Regions from separate parts of the Homo sapiens genome. Here region 2 is linked to region 1. Evidence: chromatin loops called from intact Hi-C (ENCODE). Cell type or tissue: GM12878. All regions are shown on one strand. Links, peaks and the distances in the headings refer to the core of each region. The heading gives the core; the rest is flanking DNA.

The links. A loop is a pair of places that touch in the nucleus more often than their neighbours do. Peaks named below come from ENCODE experiments on the same cell type or tissue, not always from the same donor. Only the 100,000 strongest peaks of a DNase experiment are listed, where the experiment ranks them.
Region 2: a loop joins it to region 1, with 2.1 times the contacts of the local background. A loop is called at or near these places in 7 of 110 quality-filtered maps.

What each region holds. Positions count from the first base shown.
Region 1 is chr2:206,443,667-206,451,312 of GRCh38, forward strand. It overlaps ADAM23 (ADAM metallopeptidase domain 23), which reads left to right. Exons shown (of 26, transcript NM_003812.4): 1 at 1-414; 2 at 1,641-1,858. The coding sequence starts at 201. Among named protein-coding and RNA genes, the nearest start is that of ADAM23, 4.0 kb to the left of the region's middle. RefSeq lists a silencer at 311-440. In GM12878, for the core only: no CTCF peak of the experiment used is centred there; no DNase peak of the experiment used is centred there; H3K4me3 peaks cover 618 bases; H3K27me3 peaks cover 312 bases.
Region 2 is chr2:206,269,458-206,277,160 of GRCh38, forward strand. ZDBF2 (zinc finger DBF-type containing 2) reads left to right here and starts at 5,206. Exons shown (of 5, transcript NM_020923.3): 1 at 5,206-5,489. RefSeq lists silencers at 5,101-5,160, 5,441-5,900 and an enhancer at 5,564-6,063. In GM12878, for the core only: no CTCF peak of the experiment used is centred there; a DNase peak (open chromatin) is centred at 6,194; H3K4me3 peaks cover 2,408 bases; H3K27ac peaks cover 2,172 bases.

The DNA.
Region 1 (7,646 bases), core at 1-2,500:
TGGCTGCGAGGCTAGGCGAGCCGGGAAAGGGGGCGCCGCCCAGCCCCGAGCCCCGCGCCCCGTGCCCCGAGCCCGGAGCCCCCTGCCCGCCGCGGCACCATGCGCGCCGAGCCGGCGTGACCGGCTCCGCCCGCGGCCGCCCCGCAGCTAGCCCGGCGCTCTCGCCGGCCACACGGAGCGGCGCCCGGGAGCTATGAGCCATGAAGCCGCCCGGCAGCAGCTCGCGGCAGCCGCCCCTGGCGGGCTGCAGCCTTGCCGGCGCTTCCTGCGGCCCCCAACGCGGCCCCGCCGGCTCGGTGCCTGCCAGCGCCCCGGCCCGCACGCCGCCCTGCCGCCTGCTTCTCGTCCTTCTCCTGCTGCCTCCGCTCGCCGCCTCGTCCCGGCCCCGCGCCTGGGGGGCTGCTGCGCCCAGCGGTGGGTATGGCCCCGTGCCCTTTGCGTTGGCTTTCCCGCGGGGCCCTGCAGAGGAAAGCGAAGGGCGCGCGGGTCCGTGTGCTCCGGGCTTGTCCCCGGCTCGGCCTTTCCTTCCCTCCCTGCCTGTCTTTCCACCCTTCTCGTTCCCAAACCCCCATTCATCCCAGTTCACTTTTGGAAGTCCATTTCTGTTGCATTCGCGAAAAACCCATTCCAATTCTTGTTGGTTCCACTGGGAGGTGTTTAGTGGATCCTGGGTCCCTCAGCGATCTCTGTGCAACTTGCGGAGGGGCAACCAGTGGATGGGAAATACAGCGAGGGAGCAAGTTGCTACTTGCGTGGTGGAACCTTAATGTGAATGCGGGGAGGATGTAGTGATAATAGTGGTAATGGGCTGTTTCCTCAAATTTCGTATCCGGCGCATTCAGTGCGGTTGGAATTAAGGTGGGGGAGGCACACTTCGGGGACCAAAGAATTAAGGTGCTGAAGACATACTTCATGCACGACCTTTGGTTCTGATTTCTCAAAGTGCTTGTCATTATAATGAACAATTAATATAATACCATCTTCTATATATTGATGATTGGAAGTCACTGAAAGCAGAAAGCTGGCTTTGTCAGGAAAATAAAAAGAAATTGGGAAGCTGCCAGCATCTGTATCCCTACATGGCAAAGTATGTTTGCTCATCTTAAAGTTAAAAGAGAAGGGAATTGTCCATTTTGTTAAAAGAGTCGATTAATATTCGGTATCCATAAATTCAGTACTCAAGTTATCTTAGGAGCGTTCTTAGCTCTTGGATGGGATGCCACTAGGCAGAGTAGAGTTGTGCTTCTGTGGACTCAGAGAAGGGGTGGAGATCGGGGGCAGGACCCCTGAACATGTTCATTTAATGACTCTTCTTCCCTCAAGTTCATTCTACCCCCCCCCCAACACTTAGAAGTATAGATTTGAGTCTGACTAGAAATGTATATATAAGACATAAATCAAAATAAATAGTGCACAGTTGTATAAGCCTTATTGGCTATTTATTAACTTCTCCAGGCCATTTTATTGTTGAAATAACTTGCTTTACTCTAGCTCTACTTCTTAACTGCTTATAAATAGAAAACTTTGTGTTTGAAATTAAAGGAAAAATGCATTTTAGTGCTTATGTATTTATGGGGTAAATATGTGTGTGTTTGTGTATGTTTGTATTTTCTGCTCCCCCACCCCCCTACCTCCACCAGCTCCGCATTGGAATGAAACTGCAGAAAAAAATTTGGGAGTCCTGGCAGATGAAGACAATACATTGCAACAGAATAGCAGCAGTAATATCAGTTACAGCAATGCAATGCAGAAAGAAATCACACTGCCTTCAAGACTCATATATTACATCAACCAAGACTCGGAAAGCCCTTATCACGTTCTTGACACAAAGGCAAGACACCAGCAAAAACATAATAAGGTAGGCAGGAGGCTGGCTATGCAAAAGTAACTATCATGAAGAGTTTTCCTTTGATTTGATTTTCTGCCAGAATCTGAGTTCACAAATTTTACTGCAGCATTTTATTAAGAAAGCAATTAATATTATGATAGGGGAGAAACTGGAAGGAATTAACTTGGGATCTACTGGGATAAGACTGTTGTTTCTCTTCTCTGACTAAACTGGAACTAGAATTTTCTGATACCTGAAATGATATCCATGTATCTTTCAGGTACATTGGGCACTGAACAGTAGTTAAGTGAATGTGTTTATGATTCTAACTTGTTTCTGTGAGGCTTTATGTAAGGGTGCAGTATTCTGCCTTGATATAAAACTGTCTCCCATGATATAAAAACTGCTTTCAATCTGCACATGCAAGATTGCTTCAAGAAGCTATTTGGCTGCAGTGTCTCCATCAGTCTTTCCACTTAGAAATTGAGTGTTTAAACAGTCTGTTTCTTTAATTGATCAGTAGGAGGAAAAAAAAATTTTCTGTTGTATTTTCAATAGGTAAACAATTTGACATTTAAAAAGATTATGGTGACTAGACACAAATTATTTGCATAATATGAAGACCAATTTTGATTGGCATAATTCTTCAGTACCTACTCTGCATTGATTATGAGCAGTTGCTTTACTTTCAGGTTAGTTCAGAAAGTGGAACTGATATTTACCAAGGTATCAGTAGAAGACAAATGTTTAATATCCAAAGAGTTTAAGGGATCTTTTTCCCTGTGTTACTATTCTTTACTTGAATTAATATTATTTTGAACCCCGAGCAGATTTAAACAATGGATTATCGGTTCTTCTGTTGTTTATCGGGAGCAGAAAATAGAGTCTGTATGTTAAATGTTTCATTTTGATCTGTACTTGTTCAGGTGAGAACAACAGTTAGCAATTAACTGTCTAAACATCTAGAATTTAAGAAAGTATCTGCAGTTTACATCATTGTTTTTTATTAGTTTTCTAAAATATAGGTGAGTGGTAACAGTATTTATCCCCATTTTACAAATGGGGAGCTAGAAATTTAAGGCTTTTGGGTGATTTTCCTATGTTGTAAAGCAGCTAATATAAAATTCAGGTGACCTGAATGTTTAATTTTTACTATTTTTTACAAGTTAGGTCTCTGAGAAAGTGCTTTCTTCACCTTGAATATTACTGGAGAGGTGAACTTTCTTTCACATTATTTTGAAGTGGCTGCTACCCACCGTGAGATAAATGTGTCTCTGTTCTCAGCCAGCCCTTTTCTCCATAAGCTCCTATATAACTTAATGGGGTGACTAATAGGTCATGTCTAACTCATTTGTCTTATTGATAGGAGAAATGGGTGTTGTCTTTAAAGAAGAGAAATCCAAGGCCCTTTTGATAAAATGCATTGAGGCTTTTATAGCTTTCCTTATGAATGAGACCTTTTAGAGTTAAGTGGTTAGTTCTCAAACTCCAGCACCTTTGCTTAGGATGCTGGAGGAAGGAAAAACAGCTGCCTCAAAGCCTGTTTCAAAGAATGCTCAAGCCCTCCTCAGCAGAGACTTGAAATTTCAGTGGCACTTTTTAATAACTCAGATGTTTGAGGCTATGACTAATGCTTGCCTTATAGTTTAACCTTATGTGGCTGTTTTCTTTGGTGGGACGTGGTTTGACTGTAATATACCTGACTTCCGTGATAATAAGGTTTGTTAAACCTGTACCCACCGCTTACCTAGAGGAATAGTTGGGTTTCTTTTATACTGTACTTTGAAAAGAATGTTTCTACAGAAATCGTATTTGAAAGCATTTTTCTTATTAGTTTAACTCTATAAACATTTGTTGCACCTTTCTCATATGCAAGCGGTATGCTAAGTATTCAAAGATAAGAGATAAAGGTTAAAAGGATGAAAAGACATGATCTATCCTCCAGGAGGCAGGAAAATGAGATAAGCAAGATTCTAAAAGTGCTCCCGTACAGGTATAGACAGTGTTGTTGTTTGGTGGGTGCCTTGAAATTACCCTTTGTGTTCTGTGACCTCCCTTTTACTTCTGTTTTTAAGCATCTCTTGAAGTAGTTGATAAAAAGTGTTCCATCTGCTTTCTGCTGTATCTTAGGATGACTTGCTTAATAACAGTGATGAGAGACACTTGCCAGTTCTGCTGCTTTAGAAATGTTTCAGTAAGAAAGTATAGAATTTCATTTCTGCTTTTATGTAAAGAAGTTTTTAATATCTGTGTTATGTACCTTTTTTTCCCTCTCCTGATTTCATTGCACTGAAGCACATTTTAATGAAAGCCTTAGAAATGCTGAATCACTGTGCCTTTCTCATGGATCCCTAGACTGGGGGTAGAGGTGGAAATGGAAATTCCCAAATATAGGTTGCAAGGCCAAGCTCCACATTTATGTCTGAAGAAATTTCGTAAATGTTCAATGTTGATCAATCTTTATTACTTTATAGCTGTGAAAGTTAACATGTTTATTAACTCTTCCAGAATTGGTGAGTGTAAAAGCAGATTGTGCAAACCACCTCTTTGCATCCTAATGTTTCTGAATGCCTTAATGTTTCTTTGTCAAACAATGTTGAAAAATCTTTTTTATCTGCATAGAGTGATGTATAACCAGTTGTCCAAACTGTGCCATTTTTTAAAGTAGAAGTGGGCACTCCTAATAATTATGCCAGGTTAGTAGGCATAAACCAAGGTAGTCTAGAGCAGGCAGGGAGTTTTGACACCTTGGATCCAAATGCTGTATTCCTTGATTTTTGGTGCTTACTCAAATTCAAGATTCTTTAAAGACAATTTTATTTTCTGATGATTTATTATAAATTCTTTCTTGCTAGCTAGGAAGTCAGATTCCTGCCGTGTAGCAGTATTAGGGTCTGAAATGGAAAAATTTAATTTTGCTTTGTGTGATATTGTGAAATGTATTTGGTAATTATCCTGTTTCCTGGTACACAGCTTCGAAGACCGTTGGAATCTCCAGAGTGATGAGTGTCTTTCATATGCCAATGAGATGATGGGTGGCTGGGGGTCCCTAAATAGCTTCAGGATGGGAGCTGGTCACCAGAAAGACCAGCACATTATTAGAGGTTTGGGATTTGCACCCCACAACCCCAAAGAGAGAGGCAGAAGGTTGAGTTGATCACCAATAGCCAGTGATTTAATCAGTCATGCCTATGTAAGGAAGCATCCATAAACACCCAAAAGACTGGGTTCTGGAAACTTTTGGATAGCTGAACATGTGGAACTTCCTGGAGGGTGGAGTTCCTGGGGAGGGCATTGAAGATCCTCGCCCTATGTGTCTCTTCCATCTGGCTCTTCATCTGTATTCTTTGTAATATCTGTTATGTAAATGGTAAGTGTAAGTAAAGTATTTCCTGAGTTCTGTGAACCGCTCTAGCAAATTAATTTAAGGGAATTGTGGCTACCCTAGTTTATAGCTGATCTGTCAGGAGCACAGGCCTCCATCTGGGGCTTGAGATTGGCATCTGAAGTGGGCATTTGTAGGCTTGTGGGACTAGGCCTTCAACCAGTGGATCTGACGCTGTCTCCAGGCTAAGAGTGTCAGAATTGAATTGGAGGACATCGAGGTGGTATGTGATGGAGAATCTGCAGAATTACTTGGTGTGTGGGGAAAACCCTCCCATACGTCAGATGTCAGAAGTGTTGGGTTAAGTGTTGTGTGAGACTAGAGAAGGAAAAAACATTGCTTTTTTCTTATATCTCTTACTTTGTTATCAAGATCGATCGTTTTCACTTGTGGAGACTTTTATGGGCGTAAATGGAATTGTATGATTACTAAATATAAGCATTTTATTAACCATTAATGCAATATATTAATAAAATGGACCATACATTTTAAAAGCAGGAGAAACACTTTAGATTCATTCATTCATTCTGAGATAATCCTATGTGGTCTGTTCCTAGGAGAGTTAAGGAAGCTTTTCCTGAAACTTTAGTCAAAAACTACTTGTCCTGCTGGGCGTGGTGGCTCATGCCTGTAATCCCAGCACTCTGGGAGGCTGAGGCGGTTGGATCACCTGAGGTCAGGAGTTTGAGACCAGCCTGGTCAATATGGTGAAACCCCATCTCTACTAAAAAAATACAAAAATTAGCCGGGCGCAGTGGTGCGCACCTGTAATCCCAGCTACTCGGGAGACTGAGGCATGAGAATCGCTTGATCCCGGGAGGCGGAGGTTGCGGTGAGCGTCACTGCAGTCCACCCTGGGCCACAGAATGAGACTCTGTCTCAAAAAACAAACAAACAAAAAACCCCCCTAAAAAACTACTTGTCCTATATCATGCTCCCTTAGGATTCTCGTCTCTTCTGGTTGGGAAGGGATTGTGGAGATGCACGATGCATAGCACCGGACCTTGGGGAAAGCTGACTTTAGTTGACCTGTGTGGCTCAGTCTTTTGCTTTCTCTACTACCTACCACCCCAGGTTGAAGAGAGAAGAGAGAGAAGTTTAAGTGAATTTAGATCTTGGTGATTATTTTTGTTTCCTTCTCTATTTTAGGATAGGACTGGTTCCACATTTCTTGACTTTCCAGAAACCAGTTGTTCCATTGTTGTTGGTATGGGACAACAGAAAGAGGAACATAGGATGAAGACTCCCACCTGTCTCTGCCATGAGATGTTAGCACACGTTTTTACAATTCTGGAACATAAATTTTTATGACCTTTATTATAAGGAATTAATTTTAAAAATCAATAGAAAGTTTTATACTGTGGAACATGGGGAAAAGATTTCCCTTCTGGAAGTTTCTTTAGCAAGCCTAGACTTTATCTAAAGAGCTGCCTTTATCTAAACAGCCTTCCCAAGTTTTCCAGGTCTTCCTAAGCAGTCATTACAAAATTGTAATATATAGAATTCAGGCTTGTAATGATTTTACTTGTAATGCTTGGCATGTAGTAGGCCTTCTGTGGAATGAATTGATGATTGAACACTTATATGTTAGAGTATAGGGGTTCCCATGGAATTCATGTTATAATCAAACTAAAATTCAAAAGGACCCTCAAAATACTCAAGTATTTTTGGCACTGTGCTCCTCACTGCTACTGAGGAGAGATAATTTTGGTCTTGAGTTTTTAGCACTGCATAAGTCACACTAACTATATGCTTACACTACCTAAAGTAGCAAAAATGCCTGTATCAACAATTCTTAGATAATGTCTCTCACTGCTACCCATCATTAATGTGATTGTGATAATCAAGAGCTGGTAGTTTTTGTTATTTTTATGGTGGAGCAAGATGTGTCTTTCTACTCAAATAGTTTCCAGTAAATCAGATTTACACATAGTAGGTGTTCAGTTTTGTTTGATTCAGCAGACATTTATTGAATACTTCTTTTGAATCAGGCGCTGTGCTAGACTCTGGGGAAAACGAAGAAGACTAACACTTTGTCCCTACCTTTGCTCACTGGTGGAGTGTCAGAATCAAGGTAGCCGCTGATGTGTGGTTTATGTTAGTGCAGTTACTAGTGGAAGGAACAGAAGGCTGTAGGCATCCAAAGGAGAGAATAACCGTTGCCTAGGGAAGTCAAAGAAAACCTCATAGAGGAAGAAGCAATTGAGCTGGCCCTAAAGAGTAATTAGGAGTTAAGTTTGTGCAGAAGGTGGAGAAAGGAAGAGCCACAGAATCGGCAGAGGAGAGGCTCCAGGTGCAAAGGCCTGACTTGCTTGGGTAGTAGCAGGTTATTTGGGTGGTGAGTGCAAGAAGGGGAAACTCAAGTGTAGGAAACTTCAAAGACAGAGTCTCACTCTGTTGCCCAGGCTGTAGTGCAATGGCACGACCTTGGCT
Region 2 (7,703 bases), core at 5,182-7,681, 170 kb before region 1:
ACTTAGTTATACTGCCATTCCGCAACTGCCTACTGTATACTTCTGCAACTTAAAGCCATATACTTTAACATGCATTGTTTCTTTTTCTTTCTTTCTTTCTTTCTTTCTTTTTTTTTTTTTTTTTTTGACGGAGTCTTGCTCTGTCGCTCAGGCTGGAGTGCAGTGGCAAGATCTTGGCTCACTGCAGCCTCCGCCTCCACCTCCTGGGTTCAAGCGATTCTCCTGCCTCAGCCTCCCGAGTAGCTGGGATTACAGGTGCGTGCCACCAAGCCCGGCTAATTTTTTTGTATTTTTTAGTAGAGACGGGGTTTCACCATGTTGGTCAGGCTGGTCCCAAACTCCTGACCTCAAATGATCCGCCTGCCTCAGCCTCCCAAAGTGCTAGGATTACAGGCATGAGCTACCGCGCCCTCCCCTCCCCTCCCCTCCCCTTCCCTTCCTCCTTTCCTTTCTCTCTCTCTTTTTTCTTTCTTTCTTTCTTTCTTTTTTTTTTTTTTGACAGTCTCACTCTGTTGCCCAGGTTGGAGTGCAGTGATGCAATCTCAGATCACTGTAGCCTTGACCTCCTGGGCTCAAGCAATCCTCCCACCTCAGCCTCCTGAGTAACTGGGACTGTAGTCATGAGCGTCTGCACCCAGCCTGCCTTTTTTTTTTTTTCTTGAGACGGATTCTCACTCTGTCTTCAGGCTGGAGTGCAGGAGCACCATCTCGGCTCACTGCAACCTCTGCCTCCCAGGTTCAAGCAATTCTTCTGCCTTAGCCTCCCGAGTAGCTGGGACTACAGGCACACGCCACCACACCCAGCTAATTTTTGTATTTTTAGTAGAGAGGGGGTTTCACCGTGTTAGCCAGGATGGTCTCGATCTCTTGACCTCGTGATCCACCCGCCTTGGCCTCTCAAAGTTCTGGGATTACAGGCGTGAGCTACTGCGCCCGGCCTGCATTTTCTTCAACAACATTTTTGTTCCAACAACCAGGAAGATGAGGACATTTAACACTACCATCTTTCCCTCTACCTTGCAAATGAAACTTTTATCTGTTTTACAGGGAGGAATCAACATGACAAAATGAAGATATTTTCTGACCATTCACAGTAATTTAATTTGATTTTATTATTTATTTATTTTTTGGGATGGAGTCTTCACTCTGTCTTCCAGGTTGGAGTGCAGTGGTGTGATCTCGGCTGCCTGCAACCTCCACCTCCCGGGTTCAAACGATTCTCCTGCCTCAGCCTCCTGAGTAGCTGAGACTACAGGTGCAAGCCGCCATGCCCAGCCAAATTTTTATTTTTAGAAGAGATGGGGTTTCACCATGTTGGTCAAGCTTGTCTTGAACTCCTGAGCTCAAATGATCCGCCCGCCTCAGCCTCCCAACGTGCTGGGATTACAGGTGTGAGCCACGGTGCCCGGCCCACAATTATTTTAAAATAATGATTTGGATGGGGCATGTGCATGAATCCCTTTATGCTTAAAGAAAACATTTTACTTTTTAAAGACCTAACATGCCAGGCTTCGGGGTAAAAGCTTTATAATGACCTCACCTGACTGTAAATAGGTAGAATGAAGCACACAGTAATAGAATTTGGGAAAAGACATAGTCCACACTCTAAATTGGTGAAATCTCAATTCTTTTATGACCCAGCTATGAGATCTTGTTTTTTCCAAATAGCCTTTCCTTAAGACATTAGCCTAATATTAGCTTAAATGGCTTACAAAATGTAGACATTATTGGAGTGCTTTCTAGACACAAAAGAGCAGGTTTTGGTGTTCCTTAAAAGAAGGAAGCATGTGAAATAACACATACTCAGCACTTTTTTCTCCCTGGACCAAATATGTTGGGGGAGGAAATGAAGTACATACAAACCCAATCCTGATCTCTAAGGTCCTTTAAATATGTTTAGATGTGTAATGTGTTTAGATCTGTAATGGGTTAATAAAGAATTGAGGGGGAAATTACAACTTTTGGAGCTTAACCTTATAGATAACTAAGCTCTCCCACAAAACGTGCCCATTGCCAGTAGACGGAAATCTGGTTTGTGCGGACTGCTGATCTGATGCAGAATGGCACTCCCTTTGATGTTTTATGATAGTATCATGTTGGAAGAAAAATTTTGCCAACTAAACTATAACACAATTTCTTGTAATTTAGTGTTTTTCTTTTTTTCTTTTCTTTTTTCTCTTTGAGACAGGGTTTTACACTGTTGTCCAGGCTGGAATGCAGTGGTGCGATCACGGCTCGCTGCAGCCTCTACATCCCGGGCTCAGGTGATTCCCCCGCTTCAGCCTCCTGAGTAGCTGGGACTACAGGCATGCACCACCATGCCTGGCTGATTTTTTTGTAGTTTTTGTAGAGATGAGGTCTCGCTGTTTCCCAAGTTGGTCTTGAACTCCTGGGATCAAGCGATCCTCCCGCCTTAGCCTCCCAAATTGCTGGGACTACAGGTGCGAGCCACCATACCTGGCCTATTTTTATTTCATACTCAGTAAAAGAGCACTCTCAGACTTTGACACATTTATTATGCATTGATCTTGTGAATGCATAAAAAGAGACATATAAGTAAAATTGGTTTAGGTATTTCAGAAACTTCATATTCGGAACTCAACTTTCATTTTATTTATTTTTTTAATTAATTAATTTATTTATTTATTTTGAGACGAAGTCTCACTCTGTTACCCAGGCTGGAGTGCAGTGGCACGGTCTCAGCTCACTGCAACCTCCGCCTCCCAAGTTCAAGTGATTCTCCTGCCTCAGCCTCCCCAGTAGCTGGGATTACAGGCATGTACCACCATGCCTGGCTAATTTTTGTGTTTTTTTTTAGTAGAGATGGAGTTTCGCCATGTTGGCCAGGCTGGTCTCAAACTCCTGACCTCAGGTGATCCGCCCACCTCGCGCTCCCAAAGTGCTGGGATTACAGGCGTGAGCCACCGCGCCAAGCCCAGAGCTCAACTTTTATGAATCACTTTTTGAATCAGTTGTCCATGGCTGTAGCTTTCCACCAAAAGTGTTGGTGATGCATCTAACTTTAAGAATGCTCCAGCTGGGCACAGTTACAGCTCATATCTGTAATCTCAGCACTTTGGGAGGTGAATGTGGGAGGATCCCTTGAAGCCAGGAGTTCGAGACCAGCCTGGGCAAAAAAGTGAGAACCCCCATCTCTACAAAAAGTAAAAAAATTAGCCAGGCATGGTGGCACACGCCTGTGGTCCCAGCCACTTTGGAGACTAAGGCAAGAAGATCGCTTGAGCTTGGGAGGTCAAGGCTGCAGTGAGCCGTGTTTGCGCCACTGAACTCCAGCCTGGGTGACAGAAGGAGACCCTGTCTCAAAACAAAAACAAAAACAAAAACAAAAAACAGAGAGGGAGAGAAAGGAAGGAAGAATGCTGCACTATTGTATGCAGGATTTTCTTCCAAGCAGCTGATCTTATTCTGCAAGTTTTGATGCTGGCACCTTCTTGATCTCACCTGAATATGTCAATTTTGTGTTTTCACGCAAAACATTCAGGACTTGTTTTCCTCCTTCAATGGTGTTATTGAATAAAAGCTGTAGGGGTTGTAACTGACTAATCAGGCTATCAAGAATAATATCGAAGTTATTTCATTTTTGGGGGGTGCAAGTAGGCTTAGTATTTAACTGTTCATATATGGGTTCCCAAAATCCATCAAGAATGAATGTACTTGGTAAGTAACTCAGGGCTCCCAGAAGACTACTAGTTCTTAGCCAGTCCCATCTCTTTCTTTTCTAAATGCTGGGGAAATCTCTTTTTGGTCCTAGGAAAATCTTCTCCAGGCAAATCTTCCCTCTTTCCCTAGGAAAATCTCTCTCCAAGTTTGAGTGACTTTTGTCTGTTAATTCCCTTCCTCCTAGGGTTATGGGTTTTATTAAACAATGCACTTATCTCAGTTGAAATGAGGACAACCTGCACAGCAACATCCACGTTGTAATACGTGGAGGTAATGACAACCAGGTCTGTACTGCCACCCGGTCAACGAGAGTTTATAAGATGCATCTTGATTTCACAGATGTTAAAATGTGGGGAAAAACATGGCTTAGCATCTGTGAAATACATAATGTCATGGTGCTTCGATCAATGTATAGTGGATTTTCTATAATTCCAAAGTTGGGATGTGGAAAAAACTTGCCTTAAAAGAAATCCGTACTTTTTGGTATGTTAAATCTAAGGGAGGTTATAAATCGAACAGTTGCAGGAGCCCAACTTTAAAGTGAGAGAAAGATGTAGTGGGGGAAGAAGGAGCTGAGAAATACAGAAAGAATAAAAACAATGGACGCAAAAGCAATAGGCAAGTTTTTTTGTTGTTGTTCTTTAAAGGGACAAAATCACAAGCTTACTAAAAAGGGTAACGACAATTACAGCTACAGCCAAAGAGCAAAGTAGCTCATTTTAAGATTATTTTTACATTAGACATAAGCTTTGCAACAGGGCCTCTCTCCATTTTAGTAAAATTGGTTTAGGTGTTTCAGAACCTTCTTATCGCAGATTATAATTTCATATTCAGTAGTGTGATTCATTTAGGTTTGTGATCTCCGTTACACTTAAACTGTTTTTGCTCACAACTATATTCGTAATGGGGTAGCGCAGTGAATATAATTGCATGACCTAATGTTGTTTGTTAATATTTGTAACCCTTTAATGTGCAGGATAGATCTTTGAATACCTAACTTCCTTAAGCCTCAGTTTTCTCAATTTGTCAAAGGGGGACAATAATAGGATTCATTCAGAGTTACTCTGAAATGAAATGCAATAATGTATAGAAACCTTAAACGGTGCCTAGCACAGAGCAAGCGCTCATTGAACAGCAGCTTTTGTGAGATGCACCTCACTATGAAATAGGCATGGAAACGGAAACGACTAGCTCTCTTAGCCCCGTTTTCTTTTCTACATTCATACGTTGCTTTGAATTGGCAAGCAGTTTTTATTTGGACCCTCAAACGCTAAAACCTTGGTCTCTACTTCGCGTCCCAACTGTGCTTATGAGTCTAGTCATTTTTGTTGGAACGCGATAGATTTCCCAAGCTCCGGAGTGGGGCCCTGACCAGGGAGGAAGTGTCCGCTTTAAGAGCTTCTGGAGGGGAGGAAGGGGCTCCTCCGCCCGGGTGGGAGAGTGAGTGAGTGGGTGGGCGGGCAGGGGGCGGTCCCGCCGCTCCTGCGTCAGAAGGGGTCTGGTTTTCGCACCTTCCCTGACGTCAAACCTCCATCAGGGTTGCAACGCCACGTTGCCTTGGATGCCTGCGTGAGTGGAGTCGCGACTCGGGGCCCGCGTCCTGAGAGACGCGCTCCCGCGCCGCTTCTCGCCTCCGGACCGCAGGGGCCGAAGTCGCCTATTTCTGGCTCCGCGGGCAGCGGGGCCGTGGCGCTCGGACGGTCTGGGATTCGGGCGCCGCCGCGGAACCGGAATAAGAAGGGAGAGCGCCCGGCTCGGTCCTCGGTCTCCACCGCGGCCCGGAAGGAATCCGGGCAGCCTCCGCGGAGGTGAGTGCCGCGGCGGGGGCGGGGCGCGGCCGGGGCGACGCCCGCGGGCGGGGCCTGCTCGCCGGGCGCCCGGGGCGCCTTCTTCCCGAGGGACGCCAGGACCGCTCGCTGGGCTCCCGCGGCCGCCTCGCAGGTCCTCGGCTTCCCCCCACCCCGCGTCCCTTTCTGCCCCTGCTGCGTGAGAGGTGTCGGCGGCTCCGGGCCGGGATCGAGGTGGCGGGGCGAGGGAAGGAGGTGGGGCGCAGGCTGCATTGCGCTTCTGTCCGGGGCCCTGGGTCAGAGGGGCCGGCGGACGAGGCCTCGGGTCCGGGCTTGGGGAGGGGGCGGTCTGCGGGGTCGGATTGAGGGCCGGGAACCCGCGGAGTCTTGCCCCTGGGCACCTGTGGGGCCGAGATCCCGAGCCACCTGTCCACACACCCCCTTCCCCCAGTGCCCTGCGTTGGGTCCAGCTGGCCCCAGACCTAGGCCTTTCCCAGCCTCGGGCGATTATAGTTTATTTGAAAACGTTTGATTTTTGTGTTAATGATTCTTTTACTACCGCCGTGCAACAGTTGTGTAAATGTGGTCGTGTTACGCCATCGTTTTTACTTGCTCCTAAGAAGGGCCTTACCAGCTCCTGCGATTATCTCACGCGATGATTCTTGGTAGCTCGTGAAAAAAATGCATAACAAGATACTGGTTCTCAAGGGACCAAAACCCCACCCCCACCTAAAGGAAATAGCTTGTTTTTGTTTTTCTTTTTTACAGCAATATGCTACGTGTGGGGAGGGGGAGGGACGATGGAGGCAGCCTGTAGCGATCTCATCCTCGAGAGAATCTGCTAACAATTTGGGGGGTATCTTTCCTTCCTTTTTAATTAATACACAAACATATATACGTGTGTTACATAAGGGGTGTTTATTTGCTTTTTTCACTTAATACGTGGAAGACCTTTTCTCTATCGTTTGAACCTAAAGCCTAGAAGGCAAGAAAGCAACTCGTTAGAGAGTTGATAAAGTATCACTGCAGTGGCCAGTGATTTGGATAGAAATAAGCTGAATTCAGGGTAAGAACTGGTTTCTATAAAATATGGTTTACTCTGCATAATAATTGGAGGCAGTGTTTTTTCAAACTGAGTTTTTTCAGCCGGTTCGTGAATGGTGAAATTAATTTAGTCATGACTAGCATTTAAAAAAAAATAAGATCGCATAAAAAAATCAGAATGCATTATATGTAATGAGAGTATTGTTTTGTGAAAAATATTTTAACTGTGCGCGTGTGCATTGTGAAATTTAGTGGGTCGTGACTAGCATTAAAAAAAGTAAGATCGCATAGAAAATATCAGACTGCATTACATGTAATGAGAGTATTGTTTTGTGAAAAATCTTTTAAGTGTGCGTATGTGCCTGTGCGTGTGTGCTCGGTTGTAATTAAAAATTTATTGGTTCCTGTGTGTCATGTTAAATAATCTTGAGAGTCGCTAATCCAAGGTACTGTCAGCACTCAAATGAGCAAGATGCAATTAAACTAGACATTAGTTTTATTTTTTCTTTGGAATAGTGGTGATGTTGATTGCAGCAAATAAGAGTCCTAATTATTTGTTTTCACCTAATATTAAAACAAGTAGTATTCCTAAAAATACAGAGAGGAAGTGTCTAAGTCGTTAAGAGGTTAAAGCATAAACTACTCAAATTGACCAGTGATCACATCTCAGTTACGCTGGTTATTGGTGTGAGACCTGCAACAAGATACCTCTTTTCTCTCAACCTCAGTTCCCTGATTTGTTAAATGGGAATTAATCATGGCAGCTACCTTATAAAGCTGTTTGTTATTTAGATGAGATAATGCACAGGAAGCTGTTGACAGAGCGCCTGGCTCAGATTAAGTACTAAGTATTAGCTATTATTATTTTATTAAGACTGAATAGAGGTGTCTAGGATAATGCTTGTCACCAGAGGAAAGCCAGCATAGCGTGGATAATCCAGAAAAGGGGAAAATTGAAAATTAGTAGTGTTGTGTGGAGGAACTGACACTGAATTAGTGTGGTCTTTTTATGCATTCGGCCATTGTTTTGTCATTGCTCCTCAATTGTTTCCCTACTGCTGGACGGAAAATTTAGATTGTCTTATTCAGAAAACCAAATGCCTTTCTATTGTCTTTCCTTATTATTATTATTTTTCAAATTAAGTTGATGTCTCTTTTGTCAGGCAGTTGAAAAATATGTTTTATGAGGAT